Regions from separate parts of the Homo sapiens genome. Here regions 2, 3 and 4 are each linked to region 1. A link is a contact called in ENCODE Hi-C or POLR2A ChIA-PET data. All regions are on one chromosome and are shown on one strand. The core of a region is the stretch at or near the end of the contact, and the rest is flanking DNA. Distances in the headings are between cores, read along the strand shown.

The links. Hi-C counts contacts between places; a loop is a spot of excess contacts on that map. ChIA-PET counts read pairs that join two places held with the same protein, here RNA polymerase II (POLR2A). Pooled maps may share reads with other maps.
Region 2: a loop to region 1 is called in a pooled map, with 9 times the contacts of the local background. The contact joins the promoter of ZNF24 here to the promoter of RNF125 in region 1. A Hi-C loop is called at or near these places in 5 of 50 pooled maps.
Region 3: a loop to region 1 is called in a map of naive thymus-derived CD4-positive, alpha-beta T cell, with 8 times the contacts of the local background. The contact joins the promoter of RMP24 here to the promoter of RNF125 in region 1. A Hi-C loop is called at or near these places in 1 of 168 maps with a recorded cell type or tissue (naive thymus-derived CD4-positive, alpha-beta T cell) and 7 of 50 pooled maps. POLR2A ChIA-PET finds 5 or more read pairs at or near these places in 1 of 52 experiments (activated T-cell).
Region 4: a map of CD8-positive, alpha-beta T cell shows a loop between it and region 1 (29-fold over the local background). The contact joins the promoter of MAPRE2 here to the promoter of RNF125 in region 1. A Hi-C loop is called at or near these places in 2 of 168 maps with a recorded cell type or tissue (CD8-positive, alpha-beta T cell and naive thymus-derived CD4-positive, alpha-beta T cell) and 9 of 50 pooled maps. POLR2A ChIA-PET finds 5 or more read pairs at or near these places in 1 of 52 experiments (T-cell).

Annotation. Positions count from the first base shown.
Region 1 is chr18:32,016,850-32,020,235 of GRCh38, forward strand. It overlaps RNF125 (ring finger protein 125), which reads left to right and starts at 1,976. Exons shown (of 6, transcript NM_017831.4): 1 at 1,976-2,178. The coding sequence starts at 2,015. RefSeq lists enhancers at 1,298-2,170, 1,577-1,871, 2,171-3,043, 2,688-2,737 and a silencer at 1,577-1,871.
Region 2 is chr18:35,342,586-35,346,075 of GRCh38, forward strand. ZNF24 (zinc finger protein 24) reads right to left here and starts at 1,835. Exons shown (of 4, transcript NM_006965.4): 1 at 1,775-1,835. It overlaps LOC124904283 (a long non-coding RNA gene), which reads left to right and starts at 1,469. Exons shown (of 2, transcript XR_007066337.1): 1 at 1,469-2,154. RefSeq lists an enhancer at 1,153-1,212 and a silencer at 1,893-2,062.
Region 3 is chr18:35,970,600-35,974,025 of GRCh38, forward strand. RMP24 (ribonuclease MRP subunit p24) reads left to right here and starts at 2,080. Exons shown (of 5, transcript NM_031446.5): 1 at 2,080-2,206; 2 at 2,286-2,308. The coding sequence starts at 2,130. It overlaps LOC105372066 (a long non-coding RNA gene), which reads right to left and starts at 1,852. Exons shown (of 4, transcript NR_188032.1): 1 at 1,799-1,852. RefSeq lists silencers at 1,567-1,861, 1,801-1,950 and an enhancer at 1,870-2,762.
Region 4 is chr18:35,039,790-35,043,307 of GRCh38, forward strand. MAPRE2 (microtubule associated protein RP/EB family member 2) reads left to right here and starts at 1,624. Exons shown (of 7, transcript NM_014268.4): 1 at 1,624-1,872. The coding sequence starts at 1,751. RefSeq lists an enhancer at 1,584-1,733.

The DNA of each region.
Region 1 (3,386 bases), core at 726-3,225:
GTTTTATCTTCTTCATGGCTCTGATTATCTGAAATGATTTTGTTCATTTGTTTATGGATTGATTACATGTATCTTCCTTTTGTTTGTTGTTTGTTTTTGAGACAGAGTCTCGCTCTGTTACCCACGATGGAGTGTAGTGGCATGGTCTCGGCTCACTGCAACCTCCACCTCTTGGGTGCAAGTGGTTCTCCTGCCTCAGCCTCCCAAGTAGCTGGGACTACACGCATGTGCCACCACACCTGGCTAATTTTTGTATTTTTAGTACAAAAATTTTTACTAAAGAAATGTATTTCTAGTAGAGACGGGGTTTCACTATGTTGGCCAGGCTGGTCTTGAACTCCTGACCTTGTGATCCACCTGCCTCGGCCTCCCAAATTGCTGGGATTTCAGGCGTGAGCCACTGCACCCAGCCTGTTTTGGTTTTTTGAGACAGGGTCTCCCTCTGTTGCCCAGGCTGGAGTGCAGTGGCATGATCTCGGCTCACTGCAGCCTCCACCTTTCCGGTTCAAGCGATTCTTGTGCCTCAGCCTCCCAAGTAGCTCACACCCAGCTAAGTTTTGTATTTTTAGTAGAGACAGGGTTTCACCATGTTGGCCAGGCTGGTCTCAAACTCCTGACCTCAGGTGATCTGTCCTTCTTGCCTCCCAAAGTGCTGGGATTACAGGCGTGAGCCACTGCCCCGGCTTGGTTTGTTTTTTGAGACATGGTCTCACTCTGTCGCACAGGACGGAGTGCAGTAGTGTGATCTTGGCTCCCGTGCTCAAGTGATCCTCCCACCTCAGCCTCCCAAAGTGCTGAAATTACAGGCGTGAGCCACGGTACCCGGCCTATATCTCCTAATTAAAAGTAAAGCCTGGGTGAAGTTTATGGCCTGCTAAATACGTACATGTATTATATGCGTTATTATATCCCATGTGTTATATTATATATTATTGTATATGTGTATTATATACTATGTACTATTCTTACAACTGTATGTGAATCTATAATTATCTCAAAGTTTTGTTTTTGTTTTTTAAAGTAAGTTCTGTGAGAACTGGGATTTTGTTTGCTTGTTGACGATTGTGTCTTCATCACTAGAACCGAGTCTGGCGTGCAGTGGGCACTAAATAAGTCTTCGTAAAAAGTGTAAATTAACGCCCGGCTAATTTTTGTATTATTAGCAGCGACGGGGTTTCACCATGTTGGCCAGGCTGGTCTCGAACTCCTGCCCTCAAGCAGGAGTTTCAAGCCCGCCTCGGCCTCCCAAAGTGTTGGAATTACAGGCGTGGGCCACCGCGCCTGGCTGATCATGTTTAAAGGGCGGGGTGGGGAGCGTACAAACAACAGAGGAAATCCTGAGCCGCAGAGGAAACTGGAGATGGCAGGGTTTAGCACTAGAATCTCTGTAGGAGAGGTAAGATTGGAATCCTAATCTCCAGGACTCTTTCCACTACCCAGGCTATCTCTCCATTAATGGACTATTGATTGGATGACAGAGTAGCGATAGCACCGTCTTAGGAGACGCCCAATCATAGGTCATAGGTCATTTTTGCAGCTTATTGTGATGACAACAGTGGAGGATGGTCTTCCACTTCACCTTAAAAGCGGCTGTTCTCTGATTATCATTAAGCATGGCCACGCCCGCACTTAACTTCTGACAGTGGGGAAAGCAGCTGTGTGTGATAGCTTGGAAGGTTTACTGCTGCCTCAAGTCCTCTTCTCTGCAGTTGAGGTTTCAGGTTTCAATCCTCCCAATACCACAAGACAGAGCACGGGGCGGCTGCCGCCTCCGCCTCCGCGCCTTAACCTAGGCGGCTTGCCGAAGATCTCAGCCCCGCGGCCGCGCGCTCGCCCTGCCCTAGACCAGGGTTGGGCGCAGCGGCGGAGGTGGCTTCTGGGCTGCGCGAGCTGGGAGAGCTGGGAGGCGGCGATCGCAGCTGGGCCGGGACTTCCTTCCTCCACCGCACGGCAACAAAACAACCCTGCGGCAGGCACTGAGTGCTTCGCAGCTGTCTGGGCGAGAGGCACAGCGATGGGCTCCGTGCTGAGCACCGACAGCGGCAAATCGGCGCCCGCCTCTGCCACCGCGCGGGCCCTGGAGCGCAGGAGGGACCCGGAGTTGCCCGTCACGTCCTTCGACTGCGCCGTGTGCCTTGAGGTGTTACACCAGCCTGTCCGGACCCGCTGTGGCCACGTGTAAGTTCCAGGGGAGCTCGGTTTGCGCCCACCCCTAAGGAGGGCGATGTGGGGAAGCTGAGGGCATGGTGTGGGGAAGGAGGGGGACGGAAGACAGCCTCTTAGGAAATTGCTGCAGGGAGAAACCTGGACCCGTCGGATGCAGGACCACGGGGAAAACGCGGGTCGGAAGGTGACACAGGATTTCGGGAGGAGAAAAAATAAACAAGCGGGTCCTGTAGCCCCCTTGCGCTTTCAGCTCCCGAAGCCCAGGTGCGGAACTCCAGAGAAGGGGATCCAGGCACGGGTCCCGCCCAGAGCCAGGGCTCGCCAACTGGGGAGGGTGCTCTTGGCTGGAGAACCAGCGCTCGCCCAGGCACGGAAAGGAAACGAGCTCCAGCTACAAGGCAGGGGCTCCCGCAAAGCGCAGTTACCCCGCTGAACACGGTAGAACGGGCTGCGCTTCCCTCTGCCCCAGAAACCCGGGTCCGTTTTGTTTTGCTGGAGCTGTGCACGTGTTCCCAGAATGCCCACAGAGGCTCGTCTTAAGCAAACAAGGATCTGTGCAAAGTGTCTTTCCACCCCCACCCCTGCTACCCTTTCCCAACACAGACACCCAGCCCCTCAAAGGGCAAGTCAAACTGGAGCTTCCGAGTGACTTTCCACAGTTGTTAGAGTTTAACAACCTGCTAGGGTGGGGCTTGGACGTTAGCCGCCAAGCCCCTGAATGTACTCCTTCAAAACCCAGCCACAACGTAACAGGAGGTGGCAGGCTACCTGCTTTACGCACGGTCTCTCCAAACCGGCGGAAATTACAGAGTAAAATAACTTTCTCAAAACCGCATAGTACTTAGCTAAAACTCACAGTTGGTGCAAAGCCGTGGTCGTTTCTAAGAAGAATTTAAAAACAAAGTCCCTATATAAAATTGGCACATCCTTAATGTGTGTTTGAATAACTGGTGGAGTTGGAGCTGTGAATTTGTGCTCTCTGTTTACTGTGTGTGTGTGTGTGTGTGTGTGTGTGTGTTTGAGAGAGAGAGAGAGAGACGTAGTCTGGCTCTGTCGCCCAGGCTGGAGTGCGGTGGTGCTATCTCGGCTCACTGCAACCTCCGCCCACTGCAACCTCCGCCTCCCAGGCTCAAGTGAGTCTCCTGCCTCAGCCTCCCGAGTTGCTGGGATTACAGGCGCCCACCCCCACACCCGGCTAGTTTTTGAATTTTGAGTAGAGA
Region 2 (3,490 bases), core at 585-3,084, 3.3 Mb after region 1:
TTTCTATGTTTTGATACACAAATAGTTAGCATTGTGTTACAATTCTCTACAGTATTCAGTACAGCAACATGCCGTACCGGTTTGTAGCCTAGGCGCAATAGGCTATACCAGATAGCCTAAGTGTGTAGTAGGCTACGCCATTTAGGTTTGTGCAAGTACATTCTATGACGTTCACACAAGGATGAAATAGCCTAACATATTTCTCAGACCATAGCACTATCGTTGAGTTATGCATGACCTTATTTACTATATGGCCGCTTACAGAAAAAGTTTGCCAATCATGACCTACTAAGACGACAAACCCTATGTCAATAATCAAAAGAATCCAAGTAAGAACCAGACTACTTCAGTGCTTTCTAAATGTGCCTGACCCTGGAACGCATTATTTCCAATTCAGGATTGGTGTTTCCTGACACACACAAGTCAACTCAAAAGGAAGGTTCGCTTTATTATTATGTGCTTAAAAAAATTTTCTTTACCATTTAAAAAATATTTTTAAGGTGTTTAAGAACTCCTTGGACTTATATGTGAAAAAATGTTCACTTGCTGAGTAGCAGATCACATAATATTGAAAAGATCATATGTGAAAAACATCACATAATTTTGAAAAATTATCTTGCACATAATACGTAAATATTCAGTCTTCCACCACACCATACGTACATTTATATTTATAATGATAGGCATTAATCACAGAAACTTCTATTAAGAAAAGGCACTCGCATAAGCACCTTGACTTCCTGCAGTGGTCCAGTGTCTTGTCCTTACACTGGAGGACTCACAGTTTCCCCAGCTTCTACCTTCAGTGAAACTGTATACTGCTTCTGGACCTTTATTATTTGCACGATCATGCCCGTGCTGTTGTTTACGACACATACTAGCAATGAGCCATTCAGCCTATTTATTTATTCAGGGCCCAAAATCTGAACAATAACAACTTAAAAAAACTTATTGTAACCCAAGCAAGATGAAGACTAGAATCAGAAAAGGCCTTATCAGACAAGTAATACATACTGGTTTAATTAAATACCCTGGAGTGTGGTGGCCTTATACATAAGGTCTAGCCAACATTCATTCGTTCCTATTCCAAGACCCTGCTTATCAACGGTGCAAGTATTTCTACATAATTTTCTCTTCCTTTTATGCTGTAGAGCATACCGCTTGTGGGAAATGGAGGGAAGGCCCACGGTCCCGACAATGTTTGGGCAGGGTACCTCGTCCCAGGTGGATCGCCCACCTTACTGCTGCATAGACCTGCTGTGTATCCCGGCCCCGGCCCCGGCCCCGGCCCGACGTCCTCTAGCCCCTCTTCCCAGCACTCAGGACCGCGGATTTCAGATGACCAAAGGCCACCCTGTGACAACAGCGTCGGAACCACGGCACTTCCGCCTGCGGCCGGTGAGACTACAAATCCCAGAAGCCCCGCGCAAGTCTCGTCCCACTACCACCCCCTCCCATCACGACTCCCAGAACCCTCCGCGAGACGCCAGGGCCTCGAAATAGAACAAAACCGGCCGGTGGGGGAGGGGGAAGGTGAGGGTCTCGGAGGACACAGGGGGTTAGAGAGCTCTCTGCAAATGCCGAAGACCCAAGCAGGCCTGCCGCCTACCCCTCCCCGCCCCACAACTGCTAGGCGCGGAGACCGCGGCCTGTTCCCCGCGCCTCCCGGGAAGCTGAGGAAGGTCCCGGACAGGCTTCCCCGCCGGCTCCTGCTAAGAGGTCCGCAGACCCTAGCCCGGTGTCCCCCCTCCCTCTCATAACGTTCCCCGCACACCGGCGCAAACCTCCGGCTCAGGAACCGCAGCAGCTTCGCTGTCCACGGCAGACGCAGAAACGCCGTTCACAAGCCTTTTCCCAGAAGCCCCCGGCGCGGGCTGCTTCCGGTCTGCGGGCCTGAGGAGGCGGGGAGAGGTAAAGCCCACGTTGCCATGGAGAAGCGCCCCGGGCGGGGGAGGGGCGGCCCCACGACAATGACCGCATTGAGGCTGCGCTTGGCCTCGCGCCTCTCCTCGAACAGCCCAGCGTCCTCTGGACCGTTTAAAAGAAAACATAAAGAGGACTCTACCATTAAGATAGTCCTTACAATTTCGCAAGCCCTTTCACGTGCATTATCTTGTGGATCCTCTCAGTAATCCCCTGCAAGAAGGAATGAAAGTGAGTGTTTGTGAAAGCTTACTACATTGTGCCAGGCGCTCTCGTCGTGCTTTACATGTCATTTTTTTTTCCACAAATAAATGATGTAGGAACTTTCATTATCCCCATTTCACAGCTGAGATAGTTGAGGCACAAATACAGTAAATAACCTGACAAGAGCTCACAACTCATTTGTGGGTAGCAAGATTTGAAACCAAGACGTGATTCAAATCTTTGGCTCCCACTAGTTATGTCATGGAGCTTTATTCCGACCTATTTATCTGTCAGGAAAACTAGATAAGACAGGTTAAGAGTTTTGGCAGTGATGTCACGGTGAATTTGTAGAATGCATGGTCATCTTAAAGCTGGGCATTTTATACCATAAAACAACTGCTGACGCGATCATTTAAAATTACAAATCAGACCACTTCACTCCCCTATTTAAAGCCCTCCAATTTATGTCATAATAATTTATGACATAAAAACTCCTTATAATGGCCTGTAAGTCCCCTGTGGTCTGTTGCCTGCCCGCACCCCCAGACCCTGGCGCCCCCAGTCACCTCAGCTCCTCGGCTCATTGTGGCCCAAGATCCTCAGCCTCACCACCTGCCTTTCATGGCGCATGACCCTTCATGGCACTGTTATTAATGGAAGTGATCTCATTTATTTACTTGTTTTATTTTTTGTTTTGTTTTGTCTTTAAGTCCCTTAAGGGCAGGGACCTTGTCTGTCTTGCTCACCACAGTATCCCATCCTAGATCCTGGAAGCTGACTGCCTGGTAAATAGAGAACTCAATAAATATTTGTTGAATAAATAAATGAATTGTGGGATGGTTACATTGCTGCCTTTAGCTAGGTCACATGATTGGCATCAGACACCACACAAAGGAGCCCTGTTGTTTAAGGACTGGTCAAAAGTGTAGATCCAGCCTAACATAAGCATTTCAAGATCCTCAGGCTTTGACTTTTTGCCTCATTGGAGAAAATGCCCTCTGAAAAGTGCCGTCAGGCTCCGCTGGATTCGTGCATGAGAGAGCAAGTGAGCGAGCAGCTGATGGTATACCACTGCTTTTCATTCCGACCAGAGCTCTTCTCACAACCCCTGCTAACACTTCTCTCCATTGCAGGAAGCTTCAGAAGTACAGCCTTTTCACTCTGCTACTTGGATACGGCCCCTAAGCAACTTGGCTGCTCTTCCCAACCTTTCCCTCTTATCTGATTTGTAAAGGCTAGCTGAAGGCATTTTTGTTTTAAGAGTTTTTACATCTAATTAATGTTGGAAAACAAAAATAATAAATCTGAAACCTAACCTTGAGGAAGTTAAAAATGTTGCAAAATTTTACAAAACCCTTTTCCT
Region 3 (3,426 bases), core at 830-3,329, 4.0 Mb after region 1:
TGCCTATAGAGATGTAAATATATACTTTCTCTTTACAAATCTTTATATAATTTAGCCCCCCGCCTCCCGCCTTTTTTTTTTTTTTTTTTTTTTTTAGACGGAGTCTCGCTCTGTCGCCCAGGCTGGAGTGCAGTGGCTGTGATCTCGGTTCACTGCAACCTCCGCCTCCTGGGTTCAAGCGATTCCTGTGCCTCAGCCTCCCAAGTAGCTGGAACTACAGGCGCATGCCGCCACACCTGGCTAAATTTTTGTATTTTAGTAGAGACAGGGTTTCACCGTGTTGCCCAGGCTGGTCGCCGACTCCTGAGATCAGGCAATCCACCCGCTTTGCCCTCCCCAAGTGCTGGAATTACAGGCGTGAGCCACTGCGCCTAGCCAATTTAGCTCCCTTTTAAAATTAAAAATGGGCTGGGCATAGTGTCTCATACCTGTGATCCTAACACTATGGGAGGCTGAGGTGGGAGGATCACTTGAGCCCAGGAGTTCAAGACCAGCCTGGGCAATATAGTGAGACGCCCATCTCTACCAAAATAATAATAATAATAACAACAACAACAACAACAACAACAATACCTACGCATGGTAGTGTGCCTGGTTCCCAGCTACTAGGGAGGCTGAGGCAAGAGAACCCTTTAACCCAGCCCAGGAATTCAAGAATGCAGTGAACTGTGATCACACGACTGCACTCCAGCCTGAGCAACAGAGTGAGATCCCATCTCAGATAAATAAATAAAGCAGGCTAAATAAGGGTCCACTATCCAGAACATACACATTAAAAGAACCTTACAACTTATCAACAAAAAGACAACTCCAATAAAAAATGAGCAAAGAACTTAAACAGCCAAAGATACATAAATTGCCAACAAGCACATGAAAAGCTGCTCAAAAGCATCAGTAGTCAGGGAAATGTTAATCAAAACCACAATGAGATGCTACATCATACTCACTAGGAAGGCTAGATTTAAAAAAAAAAGAAAAAGAAAAGCAAATGTTGGTGAGGATACGGAGAAACTGGAACCCTCATTAAGCACAGAATTACTACATAACCCAGCAGATCTACTCTTAGGTATTATACCCCGAAGAACAGAAAAAAGGCACTCAAACAAATGCATGTACACACATGTTCACAGCGGCATTCATTCATAACAGCCAAAAAGTAGAAACAATTCAAACGTTCAACTGATGAATGGATAAACCATTGTGATACCGCCATACAATGGAATATTATTCAGCCATAACAACGAATGAAGTACTGATACGTGCTGCAAGGTGGATGAACCTGATACATTATGCTAGGTGAAGGAAGCCAGACACAAAAGGTCGTGTGTATGATTCCATTTACATGAAATGCCCAGAATAGGTAAATCCATAGAGACAGAAAGCGGACTGGTGGTTGCCAAGGCCTGGGAGGGAGAGGAGGATTGGCCGTAAGTGCTTCATGGAGTTGGCTGTCCTTCGGCGAAATATTTTGGAAATAGCAGAATGGTGCTTGCACAACATTGTAAATTTACTAAACGCCACTGAATTGTTCACCTTAAAATGGTCAATATTACGTTATGTGAATTTCACTTTAATTACAAAAAGAGAAACGCTAGCGTTTACGCAGGCGGAGGGCAGGCTGGACTGGGGACGCTCCTCCCGGCCGCCTCGTTGCTGGCAGCGCTTCCGCCCGCCGGCGCACCAGTCAGTACCGCGCCCGGCGAATGTGGAGGGCGAAGCTGCGGCAGGGCAATCACAAAAGGGCTGTCAGAGAGGAGGCGAGGCGGGAGGAAGATGGAGAGGCGGGTGGGAGCCTCACCTTTGGACTCTATCGCCACAGCCCGGTCTAGCCGCTACGCCCGAGCTCAAGTCTGACTCGAAACTCCGCTGGGTGCCTGAGAGGACCCGGCAGGCCAAGGGGTGGAACTGAGGGGGCGGGGACGCGGCGGGCGGGTGGGGCCGCCTCCCGGCTGGGCACGCCTCCAAGCCAGACTGGACGCGAAGGAAACCGGAACCTGTCTGCCTACGGTGCCTGTTTCCGGAAGCAGCTTGAGTCCGGACACCAACGACGGGGACGCTGGGAAGCCGACTTCCGGCGCCCTATTTTCTCACCTGGTTCCCGCGGCGAGCCAGCGGCAGCGGCGGCGGCGATGAGACAGAAGCACTACCTTGAGGCTGCAGCGCGGGGACTGCACGACAGCTGCCCGGGCCAAGCCCGCTACCTCCTGTAAGAGGACTGGAGGGGAAGCGGGAGGCGAGCGGGTAGGTGTTCCTTTGCTCCTCACAAGTCTCTTTCTCTTTTACAGCTGGGCCTACACTTCGTCGCACGGTAAGAAGAACGCCTGTCTCTTGTGCTTTGGGCTCTTGTCGCCCCGCTTTCCTCTGTTCCGCACAACGCTCAAATAAGGCCGATGGACTCACTTCCCTCCATAAAAACAACAACAACAAAGCCCGCATGTGTCTCGGTTTCGTGAAAAATCCAAATTCTTTAATGTGCCTTGTCTTGCTTTGTTAGCGGCATTTGACACATTGATCAGTCTTGAAATAGTTTCCTCCCTTGGCTTCTAGGTCATTACGTAGTTCACCTCTTCATTTATTACTTCTCGATTTGCTTTGCTGGTTCCTCCTAATCTCCCCAAGCTTTAAGTATTGTCGTGGCCCAGTACTCAGCCCTTGGACCTCTTTTCTAGGCACACTCGCTTCCTTGGTGACAGTTTTTCATCCAATCTCATGGCTTTTAAATACCATATACTGAGGACTTACAAATGTATATACTCAGCGCAGACCTCTCCTCTGAATTCTAGACTCATATATCCGAATGTCTTCTTGACAAATTCTTTTCAATGTCTAGTAATTCAAACTTAGCTAATATGTCCAAAACCTGAGCTTTAACCCCCAACAAGATCCTCCAGTTTTTCTCATTTCAGTAAATAATTCCATTCTTCCCTTACAGTTATTGAGCCCAAAAACCTTGGAGCTATTCTTGACTCCCTAACTCTCTCTCCTCCCCCAGGCCAGTATGCGAGCAAATCCTGTTGGCTTTAAAATGTAGCCAAAATCAGCCAGGAGCGGTGGCTCACCCCTGTAATCCCAGCACTTTGAGATGCAGAGGCGGGCGGATCATTTGAGGCCAGGAGTTCGAGACCAACCTGGCCAACATGGCGAAACGCTGTCTCTACTAAAAATACAAAAAAATTACCTGGCATGGTGGTGCACGCCTGTAATCCCAGCTACTCGAGAGGGTGAGGCATGAGAATCTCTTGAACCCGGGAGGTGGAGGTTGCAGTGAGCGGAGATGGCGCCATTGCACTCCACTCCTCACCACATCCATTGCTACTACCCTGCTCCAGGCCATCACCAGCTCTCTCCTGGATTAATAAAAGTGAAAGTCCTTTAAAAGGATTGTAAGGCCCTGTGTCATAGACCTGCATACCTCTCTGACGTACT
Region 4 (3,518 bases), core at 374-2,873, 3.0 Mb after region 1:
GTGAAGGAGTGAGTCATAGCTTAATACTTTATGACACATATATTTATGCTGTATCTTTTACACCCCAATTCTTCCCTTTTCACCCTATAAAAGGTCAGAGACCACTGCTGATAAGCAAAGAATCCTTCAAAATCTCTCCTGGCTGGGCGTGGTGGCTCATGCCTGTAATCCTAGCACTTTGGGGCGGGTGGACTGCCTGAGCTCAGGAGTTCAAGACCAGCCTGAGCAACTCGGTGAAACCCTGTCTCTACTAAAATACAAAAATTAGCTGGGTGTGGCGGCGTGCGCCTGTTATCCCACCTACTCAGGAGGCTGAGGCAGGAGAATTACTAGAACCCAGGAGGCGGAGGTTGCAGTGAGCTGAGATTGCGCCACTGCACTCCAGCCTGGGTGACAGAGCGAGACTCTGCCTCTAAAAAATAATAATAAAAAAAAAATCTCTCCTCTCTGGAGGACAGTACTGAACATATGCAGGGTCTTTTCAGTTTATAATCTAATCCGTAGACTGCACAGTGCTAGCAATTCTGTTCACAGTTATCTTTTCACAACAGTCATCTTGGAAGTACTTGATTCTTACCTTGATTTATAATATTTATTGAGCTCACATTACAGATCATTACTGTCCAGTCACATTGATAAAACCATGTCACTTGGAAGCTCCAGTTCACCACTCCTAGCTGTGTGACCTTAAGCAGTTTACTTAATCTTACTAGTTTACTCATCTTTAAAATGGGAATAATAATAGTATCTGTCACATAGCCAATATATTTGAAAGCGGTATTGCAAGGATATAGAACAGCTTGAATGTTAAGCACTTTCAAATACTAAGTGAGGTGATCACTTTTGTAATTCAAATGGAAATAGAATAAATGTCAATGAATTAATGATCTGTATCAGGAGGCAGCATAAAGAATTTGAATTGGAGGGTTTTGGGTAACTGGTAAAATGGTGGTTATCTTTTTTTAAAAGAAAAACCCTCTTTGGGGATTCCTTTGTACAGATGATCTCTTAATTTGCCATCTTTAATCCTCACATTATTAAAGGCTACATTGATTAGAAGGAAATACAGCTTCCTTGTAGGTTTTTAGCTTTTTGGCTTGTTTTTGGGGAGATGGTTGCTGCTATTTGGAGAAAGGGAGAAAGGCAGAAATTTTAACCTTAGTCTGATACCTTTTCTACAAGCTGGCCACCAGGTCCTTTTTAGGTTTTTCTGAAACCTGACCAAGTTTAATTGTCATGGCATAAAAACTTGGTATTGAAGGAGTTAAAGGGTCTCCCACACCCCTTTGCATGAATCGTTCTTTTGTGTACACAGCTGCAGTGGCAGCACGGGTCGGAAAGGAAATGGTTAGAGGAAGAGCTGGTTTTCAGACAAGGCGAGTCTGCGAGGGGGGCTGCAGGGTGGCCTGGGGTTTTACATGCCAGATGTAGGCCTGCCCCGGTGCCTGCCTGGAGCTGCTGGCGTGGTCACGCCGCGACCCTGTGCGAATTGAGGCGAGGTGATGAGTTAGCGGGTTGCCATGGCAACAGGCTGGCCACGTGACCAGGGTGCTGCTGCCGGCGCTCTGACGTCAGCTGCCAGAGGGCGGGGCCGCAGGAGGGCGGGGCGCGAGCGAGAGCTGGGAGAAGGCAGTGAGCGAGCAGGCGGCAGGCACGGTCCGTGCGGAGCAGGCGAGCGAGCGGGAAGACGCAGCCACCTTCCTCACCAGCCAGCCCACAGCGGTTTGTTCCCCTTCTCGGGAGTGCGCCAATGCCTGGGCCGACCCAAACCCTGTCCCCAAATGGCGAGAACAACAACGACATCATCCAGGATAATAACGGGACCATCATTCCTTTCCGGAAGCACACAGTGCGCGGGGAGCGTTCCTACAGGTAATGGGGCTGGCACGAGAGCAGCGCCGGGGACCGCCGTGAGGGCGCGCGGAAATCCAGCCCGTTATATAATGGAGCAGACACTGCCTGCGACCCCTGCTGCAGGCATGCATTTGTGAAGGCGGTTGTGATTATTTGGTATCTGTTTCCATGTGTCATGTTGGGTTTGCATTGAGGCTCCGCGACTGCAGATGGAAAGCATTTTGTGAATAGGTTTGCTGCCTTCGAGGGGTCTCCCTCCATCTCTTTCCTTCCACACTGATAAAAATGCATGCTGTTTTCCCCCGCTGTCCAAAGGGAGACAGGCAGTAGCACTTCCTTTCCTCCTTCCCTTTTAGATTTTAAAGGAGCCATTAGGTAGCAGTGCCAAAAGGCAGAAAACGGGAGGGTGGGGAGAAAAACGTTTGCGCTTAACCTGGAGAGTGTGCAGGAAAGATGGAATCCTCTAGATTAAGCTGCAGTCTGTGATGTTAAACCGCCAGATTGATGGAGCTTTGTAAGAATTCTGCTCGCTGATTGGTGCAGGGATTGACAGCAGAGGTGATAGTGTCAGACATTCACCAAAATTTTCTCCATAGAACCCTAGGTTTATTAGAAAGAGACTGGACTGCAAAGGACTTGAAAAAAACTGGGCGCTGTTATGCATTTTCTAAGGAGTTTATGGCCACCGCTTGGGTGGGGGAGCCTTTCCTTCTTATTTACAGTAGGAAGGTGATTCCTGGTCTTTTGCTGAGGTCTGTTTTGAGGATGGGACTGATCTTGGTCATTGTATTGTGAGCCTTTTGATTAATGAGTTGGCCTGTACGGTTGGCATCATTTTTACATTAACATATCTGGCAATATGTTCCAGTAGATAAGCTCATTAAAATTGTTTGCATTGTTTGATAAGGATAACAATGTAATGGAGAATGCAGCTAGAGTCTTATGCAGCTCAAGGCCAGACTTGAAGGGAGACTGATAGCTTCGGTCATATTTCCTCTGAAGTTCTTTTGTACTGGGGTAGTTATTTTTAAATGTTACCTTGATAAACGCTAACAATGCTTTTGCTTTGAGGCAGAGCACACATACCTCTAAAGCGCATCCTCTCAGCTGATGAGCAACAGGAAATAACTCTTTTTTTCCTTTTTAGAGCCGTCATCTAAACATTCAGATGGTATTATGGGTAGAATATTGTGTGTGTAAATGTTGCATATCACAAAATAGAACCAGAAAGTACCCTACTTCCTTTCTCTTTGGCCAAAGAAATGCAGTATTTGTTGACTCAAAAAAAAAAAAATTATAAGCAACCTTTGCCCTGTCATCTCTGGCAGTTACATAAATACTTGGAGTTAATTTTGGCTGTGCCCATGAGGTCACCAAAATCTCATGCCTTATGGTTCCAACTAATGTGTTGATATGGCATTCTTACAGATTTCAAGTGCTTGTTATTCACTTAATGTAAATCAAAATTCCTCCACAACTTCTGGAGATATCCTTTCAGAGACCCTGTGATTGGAAATTTGGGCCTCTTCTCCTCTTACTCCTCCACCTTTTTCCTCTGTGACCATCCCAAAGCCTAAAAATAGAATTTAAAAACAAAAAACTTGAAGTGATTTTAAATCTCACTAGTTTGAACTTTTTTTGTAGAAAATAAATTTGAAGCCTTC